Linked DNA regions of Homo sapiens: region 1 is linked to region 2. Evidence: chromatin loops called from intact Hi-C (ENCODE). Cell type or tissue: natural killer cell. All regions are shown on one strand.

What was found. A loop is a pair of places that touch in the nucleus more often than their neighbours do. Peaks named below come from ENCODE experiments on the same cell type or tissue, not always from the same donor. Only the 100,000 strongest peaks of a DNase experiment are listed, where the experiment ranks them.
Region 1: it touches region 2 in a loop (6-fold over the local background); 3 of 110 quality-filtered maps call a loop at or near these places.

Annotation. Positions count from the first base shown.
Region 1 is chr1:67,271,291-67,279,290 of GRCh38, reverse strand. It overlaps the pseudogene DNAJB6P4. Among named protein-coding and RNA genes, the nearest start is that of IL12RB2, 33 kb to the left of the region's middle. In natural killer cell, no CTCF peak of the experiment used is centred here; a DNase peak (open chromatin) is centred at 4,450; H3K27ac peaks cover 1,738 bases.
Region 2 is chr1:67,328,702-67,336,701 of GRCh38, reverse strand. It overlaps IL12RB2 (interleukin 12 receptor subunit beta 2), which reads right to left. Exons shown (of 17, transcript NM_001374259.2): 7 at 6,973-7,115; 8 at 5,892-6,042. Among named protein-coding and RNA genes, the nearest start is that of IL12RB2, 25 kb to the right of the region's middle. In natural killer cell, no CTCF peak of the experiment used is centred here; DNase peaks (open chromatin) are centred at 331 and 3,471; H3K27ac peaks cover 2,645 bases.

The sequences.
Region 1 (8,000 bases), 57 kb after region 2:
TTTGAGACAGAGTCTTGCCCTGTCACCTAGGCTGGAGTGCAATGGTGTGATCTTGGCTCACTGCAACCTCCACCTCCCGGGTTCAAGCAATTCTTCTGCCTCAGCCTCCCAAGTAGCCGGTATTATAGGTGCCTGCCACCACACCTGGCTACTTTTCTGTATTTTTAGTAGAGATGGAGTTTCACCATGTTGGCCAGGCTGGTTTTGAACTCCTGACCTCACTTGATCCACCCGCCTCAGCCTCCCGAAGTGCTGGGATTACAGGTGTAAGCCACTGCACCTGGCCTACAATAATTTTGAAGACAAAAAGAAAAAATGGTCCTATTATGGGTCCCAACAATAAACTCAAAAGCCTATGACAAATAGAGGTTCCGATTAGCTGTTTATAAATACTTTAGGTACTATTATTCTGAAAGGCAAGTTCCCTTGAAATCTACAAAAAAAAAGTTTCTGTTAATCCTCAGATGGTTCTTGTTATAGTTTAACATTTCTGTTAAGTGGGCGCCTTGAATTACTTGTTATCCAAGTGCAGCAGCTGCTCCTTAACACTTATTGTTAAAGACATTAACTGGCTGTCTTCTTCAACTTCTACTCTTTCTTGACCATTCTTGATAATTCTCTTTATCGTGATTTTTCTGCCATTAACCTTTTTAGTAGAAGTGTTATCGATTTGAAGTTGCCCATCCCACTACCAACATATGATGTGGAAGAAAATGAAGTGAGGCCCCCGTGACCGAGTGACCCAAATGAAGTATTAATAAATCCTATATCAAAATAAGAAAATCCACTTCTAAAAGATGGAAATCCACTGAATGTGGAGAAAAACTACCCCGACCCTTGGTTTCTGCTTCCACGGGGACCCCTTTGATTCTGAAACAAGTCCTCAAAAGAGTTCTTCAAAGAAGTCAAATGAAAATGGGTCCCTTCCACCAAAAAATTCCCTGAAGACATCATCTGGGTTACAGAATGTGAAGCCAAACTCAAAAGGACTGTCAAAATGACTTCCACCTCCTCCTCCACCATTTAATCCTTCTTTGCCATATTTGTCATAGATGTCCCGTTTTTTAGCATCTGACAACACCTCACACACCTCAGCTACTTGTTTGAATTTTCTCTCTGCTTTTTATTCTCAGGATTTTCATCTGGGTGCCACTTCAGTGCCAGTTTCTGGTGTGCCTTTTTAATATCCTCGGGTGAGGCCTCTCTCCACACTCCTAGAATTTCATAGTAATCCACCATGATTTTGTTTGTTTGTTTGAGACAGAGTCTCGTTCTGTCACCCAGGCTGGAGTGCAGTAGCACCATCTTGGCTCGCTGCAACCTCGCCTCTGGGGTTCAAGACATTCTCCTGTCTCAGCCTCCTGAGTAGCTGGGATTACAGACTTGTGTCACTATGCCCAGCTAATTTTTATATTTTTGGTAGAGACGGGGTTTCAGCACGTTGGCCAGGCTGGTCTTGAACTCCTGACCTCAGGTGTTCCACTTGGCTCGACCTCCCAAAATGCTGGGATTATAGGCATGAGCCGCTGTGCCCAGCCTAACCCATCATGCTTTAAGAGATTGCTGGAACAGGATGGAGGCGACTGACGGCAGGCGGGAGGCAGGGGCAGTGGCCGGGATCTCCTCCTGGCTCTGGCACTGCTGCGCTGGTGGTGGTGACTACTTGTGCTTTCCTCTCAAGCCTAGTTTTTTTTTTTTTTAATTTTTTTTTTATTTTTTATTTTTTAAATTTTTTAAATTTTACTTTAAGTTCTGGCATACATGTGTAGAACGTGCAAGTTTGTTACATAGGTATACATGTGCCATGGTGGTTTGCAGCACCTATCAACCTATGCTCTCCCTCCCCTTGCCCCTGACCCCCTGACAGGCCTCGGTGTGTGGTGTTCCCATTCCTGTGTCCATGTGTTCTCATTGTTCAACTCCCACTTATGAGTGAGAACACGCAGTGTTTGGTTTTCTGTTCCTGCATTAGCTTGCTGAGAATGATGGCTTCCAGCTTCATCCATGTCCCTGCAAAGGACATTAGCTCATTCTTTTTAATGGCTGCATGGTATTGCATGGTGTATATGTGCCACATTTTCTTTATCCGGTCTATTATTGATGGGTATTTGTGTTGGTTCCAAGTCTTTGCTATTGTAAATAGGGTTGCAATAAACATACATGTGCATGTGTCTTTATAGTAGAATGATTTATAATCCTTTAGGTATATACCCAGTAATCGGATTGCTGGGTCAAATGGTATTTCTGGTTCTAGATCCTTGAGGAATTGCTACACTGTCTTCCACAATTGTTGAACTAGTTTACACTCCCACCAACAGTGTAAAAGCATTCCTATTTCTCCACTGCCTCACCAGCATCTCTTGTTTCCTGACTTTTTAATGATCACCATTCTAACTGGCATGAGATGGTATCTCATTGTGGTTTTGATTTGCATTTCTCTAATGACCAGTGATGATAAGCTTCTTTTCATATGTTTGTTGGCTGCATAAATGTCTTCTTTTGAGAAGTGTCTGTTGATATCCTTCACCCACTTTTTGATGGGGTTGTTTTTTTCTTGTAAATTTGTTGAAGTTCCTTGTAGATTCTGGATATTAGATCTTTGTCAGACGGTTAGCTTGCAAAAATTTTCTCCCATTCTGTAGGTTGCCTGTTCACTCTGATGATAGTGTCTTTTGCTATGCAGAAGCTCTTTAGTTTGATTAGATTCCATTTGTCAATGTGGGCTTTTGTCGCCATTGCTTTTGGTGTTTTCGTCATGAAGTCTTTGCACAGGCCTATGTCCTGAATGATATTGCCTAGGTTTTCTTCTAGGGTTTTTATGCTTTTGAGTTTTACATTTAAGTCTTTAATCCATCTTGAGTTAATTTTTGTATAAGGTGTAAGGAAGGGATCCAGTTTCAGTTTTCTGCATATGGCTAGCCAGTCTTCCCAGCATCATTTATTAAACAGGGAGTCCTTTCCCCATTGCTCCTTTCCCCATTGCTTTTTTTGTCAGGTTTGTCAAAGATCAGATGATTGTAGATGTGTGGTGTTATTTCTGAGGTCTCTGTTCTGTTCCGTTGGTCTATGTATCTGTTTTGGTACCAGTACCATGCTGTTTTGGTTACTGTAGCCTTGTAGTATAGTTTGAAGTCAGGTAGCGTGATGGCTCCAGCTTTGTTCTTTTTGCTTATGATTGTCTTGGCTATTCAGGCTCTTTTTTGGTTCCATATGAAATTTAAAGTAGTTTTTTCCAATTCTGTGAAGAAAGTCACTGGTAGCTTGATGGGAATAGCATTGAATCTATAAATTACTTTGGGCAGTATGGCCATTTTCACGATATTGATTCTTCCTATCAATGAGCATGGAATGTTTTTCCATTTGTTTGTGTCCTCTCTGATTTCCCTGAGCAGTGGTTTGTAGTTCTTGAGGAGGTCCTTCATGTCCCTTGTAAATCGTATTCCCACGTATTTTATTGTCTTTGTAGCAATTGTGAATGGGAGTTCACTCATGATTTGGCTCTCTGCTTGTCTATCATTGGTGTATAGGAATGCTTGTGATTTTTGCACATTGATTTTGTATCCTCAGAGTTTGCTGAAGTTGCTTATCAGTGTAAAGAATTTTTGGGCTGAGATGATGGGGTTTTCTAAATATACAATCATGTCGTCTGCAATCAGAGACAAGTTGACTTCCTTTCTTCCTATTTGAATACCCTTTATTTCTTTCTCTTGCCTGATTGCCCTGGCCAGAACTTCCAATACTATGTTTAATAGGAGTGGAGAGAGAGGGCATCCTTGTCTTGTGCCGGTTTAAAGGGAATGATTCCAGCTTTTGCCCACTCATTATGATATTGGCTATGGGTTTGTCATAAATAGCTCTTATCATCTTCTCAAGCCTAGTTTTTAAACAATTTATTACTGCTGAATCTCAGCATGTTTCACAGATATGTCTTTCATAATTCCTCTATTACACACACCCGCTGACCTTAATATACTCTTGAGTACAATTGCTATATTCTTGGTATTGTACACGTTATTTCTTACTACCAAGAAGAAGCCTCTAGTCTTTCATGACAATTTAAAGACACAAGCTAAATACCAGTCCCCATCCCTTGAGGAATTCATAGTACAGCACAGACACATGGGGTGCGAGCGAGGTGAATACATTCAAAACCAGCTCCACCACTTATGACCTAAGTGGTGCTGGGCAAGAAAAAGCATCTCTCTGACTCAGTTTCCTCAGTGTAAAATGGTGATAATAATATCTACCTCACAGCTTGTTTGGAAGATTAAGTTAAATAATGTGTGGGAAGAGCCCAATATGAATTCATTGCAGATACATTTTCTTTGTGCACTGAGATTTAGTTTCTGTCAAGTTTGTGTGTTCGTGGTTATGACACCCCTAAAGGCTATTCACAGCAGGAGATGTGGGAGCTGACACTTAAGTCATTTCTTCCCCAGTTTATGACAAGGTTACCTGGTTTCCACTCAAACACAGATAAAGGTGCTTTCTCTTTTACATGCTACACCACATCAAACTTAGTATCGTGCAAAAGAGTTTTGCTTACACAGTCATAGAAAAGGAAATTTGCATCAGTTTGCTTGAACATTTTGGTTAGCCATACTTTACTCACATTCTGAAACTCAGTCATGTAATTCAGAGGGGTTTTTCTCTTCTTAGATGATTTGCAGTATATTTATCCAGGAATAATTGCTGAGATGCAAAGATGACAATTATAAGCATTTATACAAGTAAAAGTATTAGAATTTTAGTTCTATTTTAGACTTCCAAATAGGATGCACAATGAGTTGATAAGGCAATCCGGTGGTTCTTCACAGGTTTCTAATATTTAGGGTGTTTTCTTCAAGCTGAATTGCATTTATTGCCAATTCTTCCATCTGCCATTGCAAAGAGGGTGATGTAGGGAGGAATTGTCAGGATAGCAAGAGGTTTAACTCCAGTAACAATTTATTGAAAATAACATCAAATATTTATTTCCACTGTAGTACCTACCCAATTTCAGATAATTTAGCGTACAAGATAAAACAAACACCATTAGTTGTTGCTAATCATTATTAAAAGAAAATAATGTGAGTTCTAAGAGCCTAAAAATACAAAGCTTTTTTTCTTTTCTTTTTCTTTTTTCTTTTTTTAATTTTGGAGAGTTGTATTAGCTAGGGCTCTCAATTGAAAATAGTAGAAGCCCAACTCTAAGTAGCTAAGGAAGAAAGAAGGCTGTATTATAAAGTTTCTCATGGGTCATGAGTCATGAATATGATTGAACATTATTAACAATTAGAGCAAGGGATTCTAATGCATTCAGGGTTCTCATTTCATCTCTCCTCTGTCCTTTTCTGTGGATCTGTTTATTATTCTTCTTATTCTGCGTCTATGGGCCATCTTCCTTTCATTCTGGCCACATGGAGAAAAACAAGACTGACAGCTTCTGAACTTGCCACCTAACACTCTGTCACTGGAAGGAGTCTGTCTCTTTCGCAGGCCTAATTGCACAATTCCTAGGGAAAGCCTTTGATTGGCCCAGCTTGGATCAGGTGCATACTTCACACCAATCAACTGCTGCTAGCTAATCAGAGTGATACTGAAGCAACATGTGGATAGGAGGAAAAGAGCAGGTCCTAGAAGAGGAAAACTGGCAAGACAATAGATGACCGCTGTTACGGACAGAATTGTGTCCCCCAAAATCCATATGTTGAAGCCTTAAGTCCCAATGTGACTGTATTTGGTGATAGGGCCTTAAGGGAAGTAACTAAGATTAAGTGAGGTTATAAGGACGGGGACCTAATTCGATAGGATCAATGTCCTTATACAAAGAGAATGAGACAGCAGAAATATTTCTCTCTCCTTCTCTCTGCATGAGCCTAAGGGAAGGCTATATGACATGGTAAAGAAGATGGTCATCCACAAGCCAGAAAGAGAGGTCTCACCAGACACCAACCCTGCCAGCACCTTAATCTTAAATTCTTAGCCTCCAAAACTGTGAGAAAATAAATTTCTATTGTTTAAGACAACCAGTCTGTGGTGTTTTGTTATGGCAGCCTGAGCAGACTACTACAACCACCATAGGCATGTACTCCATCCATTCTCTGAAAAAATAATTTCTGATTACGTATTACATCCATTAGGATCAATTCAAATACAAATAGCAGAATCTGCAAGAACAGTGATATTAGAACATTACTCTCAGGTAAAAGAAGTTAAGGAAAGTGATCCAAGGCAGCTCCTCAAAATCATCGGAGATGTGGGCTTTTCTGTCTTCTGCTCACCTTACTCAGCACACAACTTCTATCTTCCAGGTCACCTTATTGTCTCAGATAGGAGCTGGAGCTCTAGATGTCATGCTCGCTTCCCAGTCAGCAGGAAGGAGGAAGAGGGAGGAAAATATTCTCCATTTGTCTGTCCCCACTCTTTAATAAGACAGCTTGGAAATCCCTCTAACAGTTTCTGTGTATATCTCATTGGACAGAATTCAGTTACATGACCACACCTAGCTGCAAGGGAGGCTAGAAATGTATCTTTTCACTGAGAGAACTGCTATCATCAATGACATAGGGGTTCTGTTAGGAAGTAAGAATTTGAGAACGGAAGTTGAACGGACAATTAGCAGGCTCTGCCACAGTTACTATGAGCCAGACACTGTGGTAAATGCTGTATAAGTCCATTTTCACGCTGCTGGTAAAGACATACCCAAGACTGGGCAATTTGCAAAAAAAAGAGATTTAATGGACTTACAGTTCCATATGGCTGGGGAGGCCTCACAGTCATGGTGGAAGGCAAGGAGGGGCAAGTCACATCTTACATGGATGGGGGCCGGCAAAGAGAGAGAGCTCATGCAGGGAAAGTCCCATTTTTAAAACCATCAGATCTTGTGAGACTTATTATCATGAGAACCACATGGGAAAGACCTGCTCCATGATTCAATTACTTCCCACCAGCTTCCTCCCACAACACATGAGAATTCAAGATGAGATTTGGGTGGGGACACAGCCAAATCAATCAAATGCCAATTACAGCTTCATTCAGAAAATTAGCAGGCTAGATAAAAACAAAATTTAATAGCATTTAAAACAATAATAAATAAAATTACCCCCTGTGGATTATCTCTAGCTAACTATATCAAGTAAAATCATCTGTGATTTATAATTGATGTGACACATTATGCCAAACTTCCTACCGGCAGTTTATGATGATGATGATGATGGTGATTAAGATATTTGGCTGGGCATATTGGCTCATGCCTGTAATCCTAGCACTTTGGGAGGCCAAGGTGGGCAGATTATTTGAGCCCTGGAGTTCAAGGTCAGTCTGGACAACATGTTGAAACCCCGTCTCTACAAAAAATTAGCCAGGCCTGGTGGCATGCACCTGTAGTCCCAGCTGCTCGGGGGGTACTGAGGCAGGAGGATTACCCGAGCTTGGGAAGTGGAGGAAGTCAAGGCTGCAGTGAGCCAAGATCATGCCACTGCTCTCCAGCCTGGGCAGCAGAGTGAGACCCTATCTCAAAAAAAAAAGACATTTGATTAATATTCTCTAAGTTGATTGCACCTGTTTGCTCATTTTCTTTAACATGCTACACCCTTTGTCTGCCCCATTATCAGCCAGAGAGCTATCTAATTAGTGTGGTGGCTAAAAATATCTCCCCCCAGAGAAAGGAAGGATAGTGTTTGCCCACTGAGGTGTTATTAACTCTGCCACATGAATCTATCTGAAGACAGGGTTTCAGTCAACAGCAAAGAAGATGGTTGAAAATGACTGTCATTTCAATGACTCCAATAACTATTGGAGTGGTCCTAGAAAATAAAACAAAGCTGCATAAATGAAAATAAAAACACATAATTTTACATTATGTCGTTGCTTTCTTGTCAATTATAGAGTGGCAGTTTAGAGAAAAACAACAATGGTGATGATAAAATAATGGAGTATTGAGGAAGAGCCTCAGAAAACACATTGAGGTCTGAAAGCTCTTTGCCTTCGTGAAATACTCTTTTCTGTCTTGTGAGAAG
Region 2 (8,000 bases):
CATCCCCCATCAGTTGGGCCTTCTTTTTGTTCTATCCTCTCCTTCATTACTTCCTTTTCCTGCCTTTCTTGCTCTACTTTCTTTTTTGTTTTTTTCTAAACATTCACTTCTTTTCTTTTCTCTCCTTTGCAGTAGTATTTACCTTTGCAGTGAGGACTTAGAGGTAAGCAACACTTATGTAAAACATTTTGAAAATGCTCTTAATTCTCCAGGAATATGAAGAGTGGCCCAGGAATCAAACCTGGGACTTCTATCTGCTAGCTTAGATGCAAAAAGAAAAAAAGCACAGGCAACAAAGGAAAGGGGATATGACGTTCACTAACCACCTACTGTCAGGTGGTGTCCGGACACTATATACATCATCTCGTTTAACCCTCACACAACGCAAGGGTGCATATGATTACATCTGCTTTACAGCTGAGGACAAGGAGGCTGGCAAAAGTTAAATGATTTACAAAAGACCTGGGTCTGGTAAATGGCAAAGCTGAGGACTGGACCCAGGTCTTGCTTTCCCCGAAGACCCTGCTTTTCCCATTACAGTTCACTACATTGACCAAGACCTGACTACTCCACAAACTAGATAATCCAGACATTTGTAAAATCAGGGTTTGGAAACCCGGGTGTGCTCAGTGTCAAAGCCAGTTGACTTGTACCACAGCAGTACATGTCTTCAGTTAATTACATATTGGTAAGAAATCTAAAGGGGACACTCACTGACTCATTAAAAATCCACAACCTAACAGATTATTACAGAGCTAAGAATCAAATTCTAGAATTATATTCTTTTCACAAGGTAAATTGCAAGTAAACTGAAATGTTAATGGTGCCTACCTGCAATGTATACCTTCATGGGAGAGAAATCATTAGTTGAATCTGCATGAGTCTCTAAAAAGTGTAACATTTCATGACCAGGGGTGTAAAATCACTGCTGCTTAAAGCAACACAAGGGCTAATAGGGAGGAGAATCTTTGACATTCAACTGTCACAGAGTCACTAAAAGTTCTAACCTCAATGTTATCTAGCCAAATACAGATAAAACTATTATAGGCACATGAGAAAAAAAAAGCCAAAGGCCAGTATGTTCAAGTGATTTCAAAAGAAATGGGTACAAATGACTAAGCATACAAATATGAGAAATGGAAGTCAGATGAAAATACTTTGTCTGTAAAGGAAAAAACTGTAGGGTTAAAGTGGAAGAAGCCACCAATATGAAAAAGAGATGACCTTGCCTCAGACTTCACCGAGCAAAAGGAAGAAATCAGATGGAAATTCCCTTCTTTTTCCACCATGAAAACGTTCAAACTCCCCCAACCAATTCCCTAACACAGCACTGTTAATGATGTCCCAGTGGATGAATCATCCCTACTTCCATCACGGTCCAACTCTTTAGCTAGAGTTCTGGACCCCGCTCCCTCTTGCTTTATCAAAGACATCTCTCCAGTCATTATCCCCACCTTCCCTGTGTCATTAATTTCTCCTTCTCTGCTGGACTCTTTTCATCCCCTTGCAGATACACTGTATTATCTCAGATCCTAAAAACAAAAACAACAAAAGATTGATATCTCTGCTCTTCTTCATATAACTTCTTGAAAAGAGTTCTGAATTATCATTCCTTCCTTCCAAGATAGGTGCTGAGCTTAGAGGAGAACAAGTGAAGGAGAGAAGGGTTTAGGGACTGTTACTGAATCTTAAACATAACACTTTCCTGTTAGTGAAAGTGTCTGATATAAATCTCTTTAGAAGAGAAAAGAATCATTCTCAAGCCTCAAGCAAAAAGACACAAATATGATGCTTTCGAGTATAGCTAGCTTAGGGGTCAGCAAACTACGGCCCATGGGCCAAATCTGGCCCTCTGCCTGTTTTAATACATCCTGTAAGAAAATGGTTTTGATAATGGTTGAAAAGAAATCAAAAGAAGAATCCGGCCGGGCGCGGTGGCTCATGCCTGTAATCCCAGAACTTTGGGAGGCTGAGGCAGACAGATCCCAAGGTCAGGAGATCGAGACCATCCTGGCTAACACGGTGAAACCCTGTCTCTACTAAAAATACAAAAAATTAGCCGGGCGTGGTGGCGGGGTGCCTGTAGTCCCAGCTACTCGGGAGGCTGAGGTAGGAGAATGGCGTGAACCCGGGAGGCGGAGCTTGCAGTGAGCCGAGATCGCACCACTGCACTCCAGCATGGGTGACAGAGCCAGACTCCGTCTCAAAACAAACAAAAGAAGAATCCTTTTTAGTGACATGTGAAGATTACATAAAATTCCAATTTCAGCATACATAAATAAAGTTTTGTTGGAACACAGCCATGCCTGTTTGTTTAGGTATTGTCAATGGCAGCTTGCATGTGACAATAGCACATTTAGCAGTTGCGACAGATCGTATGATCCGCAAAGCTGAAAATATTACTATCTGGACCTGTAGAGAAAATGTTTGCCAATCCACCAAGCTTGACTGTTATCAAATGTTTGCTATCCAAAATAATCTCTAGTATTTAATTGTTCACACCTATCTTATCTTGGCAATATTTTTAAATTACAAATGAGTGCATGAATTTCCTAGCTTCTCAATGTGGGAAGAGGTGGCTGCAGCTGGTAACTCTTCATTTTCTCCCCCTTTAGGGATTATTCACCCCTCACCCTTGCTGTCACCATGATGGGGGAAGGTTTCTCCTTTACCACTCTGCCCCTCCAAAGTACGAATGAACATGCAACGATTCCTTTGTTAGCTGTAATAGAGTTGAGCAAGATCACAAACTGCAAATAAGACTTTTTAAAATGGCGGATTAACAGACAGAGACATATTGGTAACATAGCTCTAAGGAATAGCTGATTAATCAGTATTTTGGCATCTCTTCCTGGGTGTTCTAAGTGGTGAGAGATCACCTTCCCTCAATACCTGTGCATGTTCTCAGGCATGTCTGGACACCTTGAGCTCAAATTCAAGAATGTTTTCCCACTACAAGGAAAATGTGGCTGCTCTCTTCCCAGTGTCACTATCAGGCCTGCCTTTGATGGATGCTGATTTCAAGACTGTTCTCTTAAACACAGCAAAGTAGTTTCTTTCCTCCTATCCCTTACTTTTCGGTCATTTAAAAAGTGTTTTTCAGTGATAGGAGCTGAATTTAATGACATAGTAAAGGGCCCTATGGAGTAAAGGAAGCCCTAACCCACTGTTCAAATGATATAAACAACTACACCAATCCACCCGGAGATGTTACATTTCTCTCAATTTTGAGAAGCAAAGGCTGCAAAAAGGCTGACTCTGTTGTAGAGTCATTCACAGTTTTAGAGAGTACCTAAAAAAAAAAAAAAAAAAGCTTACTATTAATTTTTTTTAAATGCCAAGTTACATATGAGTACACATTGAAAGGGTTAAAAGGAAGACGTGTTAAAAAAAATTCACACCTTTTACGTTTACATCAGTTGGTGTTTCATAAAGAAACTGATGACAGAAACAGCGGGTAAGGGGTGAAAACCAAGCAGCCTAGAGTAAGAGAAAAAAGACCTACAACAACCCACAGAAAAATCAAACATAGAAAAGGGAGATTCAGAGACAGAAAGGAAGCCAACAGAGCTTGGTAAAGGTGGTGTATCTCAGAGTATGGGTTTCTCTCTTTATGAATACCTTCAGTGACTGAATAAGCCAGCTTCCTAGGTTCAATTCATAATCATCCATGAGTTCATAACCATAATGAGTTGCTATACTCATTGTTATGATGGTGGTTTATTTTATAGGAAATAAGAAAGTTACTGTGCTGCCTTGAAGGAATTTTAATTCAAAAGACAAACACTTTTTAAAAAAGAAAAGAAAAACCTTTTCACACATCTCTAACTAGGTCATTATCATATGTGAGTAAGAATGACAAGAATTCACAAGCCCAGAGTTTCCCTAGTTTATAGTTTAGCTTAATGTGATATAACTTAAATATTTTTCAGACTACTTACTACCTTGAACTTGGATATAAAATATAGCCCATTTTCAGAAGTTTTATCTGTACCACATATATAAACAAAATCTAATTCATGAGATAGTCTTTAAAAAAATTACTTTGACTATATATAATAAAACGATATTATGAGTAAGCTCTGGATTATAAAAGTAACAACCAGAGGGCAAGTGGTTCAACATTAAGAGATTTTATTATAAAATGAGTGGTAATAAATTATCATTTGTTGGATAAATTCACTTTTAGACAATTTTTAAAATATATTCTGTAATCCCAGCACTTTGGGAGGCCGAGGCAGGTGGATCACCTGAGGTCAAGAGTTCGAGACCAGCCTGGCCAACATGGTGAAACCTGTCTCTACTGAAAATAACAAAAATTAGCCGGGCATGGTGGCGCATGCATGTAATCCCTGCTACTTGGGAGGCTGAGGCAGGAGAATCACTGGAACACAGGAGGCAGAGGTTGCACTGAGCTGAGATTGTGCCACTGCACTCCAGCCTGGGTGACAGAGCAAGACTCTGTCTCAAAAAAAAAAAAAAATGCAATTAATACAAGAAGTAAGGAAGAATATAAGATTATTCTATGAATCATATATTAGGTATTATATTCTGCTAAAGGCCCTTCCGTTCCTTGAATGTCATTGATGTATGATTGCTAAGGATCATCAGTTATCAAAAGCCATTAGTAGCTCACAGAAAATAAATGCAACTTAATTATGAGGCTAGTTTACATGCACACATATCCATAAATTTCACAAATAAGAATTTAGATTTTGCACGTTAATGTTACAAAAGCTCCAGATAATGAACAATGGATTATATGCCAAAAAGTTTTTCTCTGAGTCAAATTTATATAAATTATGAAAGACTCTCTACTATATCACTAAATGAGTGCATTTATTTATTTATTTATTTATTTATGAGATGCAGTCTCGATCTGTTGCCCAGGCTGGATTGCAGTGGCACAATCTTGGCTCATTGCAACCTTTGCCTCCTGGGTTCAAGTGATTCTCCTGCCTTAGCCTCCCGAATGGCTGGGATTACAGGCACGCACCACGATGCTTGGCTAATTTCTTGTCTTTTTGGTAGAGATGGGATTTCACCATGCTGGCCAGGCTGGTCTCGAACTCCTGACCTCGTGATCTGCCCACCTCAGCCTCCCAATGTGCTGGGATTACAGGCCTGAGCGACCATGCCGGCCTAAATGAGTGCTTTTAAAAACTAATATTCAGATGGCTATTTCTTGTGTCTCCAAAGATTTAATATTGGCATAAAGTTTACATAGGCATTTTTGCTTCAATAAAATATTTTCTTATACTTCAATAACATTCCCTTCCCAATAATTACTAAAAAAGAAAAATTCATCAGACTGAAAAACACATTTGATATCCTTTTCATAGTTATGGGTGGCCAGGTGGTTCTCATTTGTGCAGTAAATATCAAAGGCTTGAAGTACAGTGTTATAATATTTGGACAAGAGAGGATTGCTGGATGCTAAATTTTATTTTGAAATATGTGTCTCCAGAGCCTACTTTCTTTCAAGCTTTCCATATGGCTTATTGAGCCACATTACTTTTCATAGAATCAAAAATATAAAACATATGAAGCTTTAACAAGAAATGAGATTAATTACTGGTTATAGCTCTGTGAAATAAGTTACTGAGATAGTAAGAGAGATAAGTTATAACCAAGCATTATAACCAACATGACTGATAGCAAACAGGAGTAGAACTTACCCAATGTTAAAAATTTCCTTGCAACACAAACATATTTCCTTGAACAGTTTCAGCACTTAAGTTAATATAAAAATTAACTTGTTAACTAATGCAGTCATGCTTTTTGATTCAGCACCAGTAGTTTAAAGATTCTATTCCAAGGAAATCATTACATCTTCCCCCCTCTCTCCCCTTTATTGCTCCCCGATAGGTATGTATATTTTGGACATATACCTTCTTCTGGTGTTTGTGCTCTCAATGATTCACTCCAATCACTCCAACTTCCCTTATAAAGATGTAGCTTAGAGGAAATCTGAAATTCATATTCTGTAAATGGTTTCAGATCCAGCAAATCATGTCTTCCTTTGGCCTTTGTAACATTAACCTTGAAACAGACATTTTTTTAAAGTGCCTATTAATACTAGATTGCTAATTTAAGGAATTTTAACATAAAATGAAAAAAAAAAAACCCAGGCTATTTGATCTTATTTGTTTTTCAGACCTACCATTAAATGAGAAGAAATATCAGTGACTGTCTTACCGAATAGATATGATATTAATCTGAAATGATAGCATCTCATTAAAAATAAAACAAAATCTCTGGGTACTAAGAACCCATCTATGTAGGTTCTCGAGGGGAATCCTGAAACCAGCTGAAAAATAAGATTGAAAACTACAAAGTTTCTACACTAGAGATTATTTTTTATTTGATTACAATTAGGATGTGATGAATGTTTTAACACAAACATAGCACTGGCTTTTTTTTTTTTTAAAAAAACCCTTTAATTAGTTATACTCTCTTGAATATCAGCTATCTGTGGGACTGATCCTTTGTTATTATAAGCCATTGAATTTTACAACAATCCCGGAAAGAATCATAATCCTATACCTTTTATTTTAAAACATGCAATGCCTAATATTATATTAAATTGTAGACCTTTTCTTTGGAATATTAAATTCTATATAACTCTCTGTGGACATTTCTTAATATTTCTCTTTTCAATATCTTTTTTAAATGCTAAAAAATAATAACAGGACAGGGTAAATAATAAGGAGAAATGAATCCTCTGTTAGAAATAAACTATAGAAAATTAATATTGGTTTACAAAAGCTTTAAAAATTTCAGAATCAGAGATCAAAATTCAAGATATTTCTTAATCAACAGAGGCATACATGACTTTCTGATAATTCTCTCGTGTGTACTTTTGGGATAAATATTCTTAAACTCTATTTTTTGCTGTATGAAAAGACAGAGGTCTGCGCAGCAATATTAAGAATGCTTCAGTGTTTTTTCCTTCACTCTAAAGATAATTACCATATTCCAGAGCCTGCTGTTACTGGGCCGATATCTGAGTCGATTAAGCAGTACCAGTCCCTCATCTCTCCAATAAAGGGTACATCTGCTCACAGAAGCCTTTTGAAATTTGATTCTAATGTCCCACGGAGGAAGAGGCCTCACTAGTAACCAGGACAAACAAAAAAGTGTGGTTCAGGATCTGTGATCAGCAATTGTCTTATGTACTGGCATGAGCTATAAAGAGTTTGACAAAACTCAGTTCTGAGATGCACAACCATCAAATTTGGTAAAATATACAAGAGAAAAGTTCCAGGCTTTAAGAAAGAACTTTTTTAAAAGCTGGATTCACTTCTGAATCTTTAAAATAATCCCCCTTAATCAAATCTCATTTTCACCAAATAACTACTACCAACATTAGTGGTAAGTTTCAACTACACTTAGTCCAGTGGTTTTTCAAAAACCAATGTGCCAAACCCAAGAGTTCCAATGACTGAGAAGCCAGAGACGGCTAGTGATGACTGCCTCAGGAGGAGAAGAAATGTTCGTAGGAAAATTCATAGCAAAGGGACAGAGGAAAAGAACAAGGGGGCGAGAAGGTAGCCTAGAGATGAACGGTCTATGAAAGAAATGGGAGGAAGCCTGAGAAGAAATATGGTGGAAAAGTGTATAGTAAATGCCAATGATCAGACTCATCGTTAGCAATATGTATGCAGAGAAGTGCCATGGAAAGAGAGGCGAGAAGCACATAGTGTGAGGTTGGAACTTCAGGCAGCCCAGTTCTGCCTGGATGGTCAGAACTTGGAATGCTTGAGATTGGCCTCTGATTCAACTGGACCGATTACATTTGCTCAGAAATGTACTGGCTCACTCCAGGGATGGAGGTGAGTATTCTCAGAGCAAGATGCATCTGTGACTTGAGAAATTTTATTTATAGTTTGTACCTCGCTGCTCTAGCCTAGCAGGCCCACATGTAGCCTATCTCACAACAATGGGAGTAGCCATGGGGGCGAAAGGACACCTCCTCCAAGAAGGGCTTGCACTGAGCA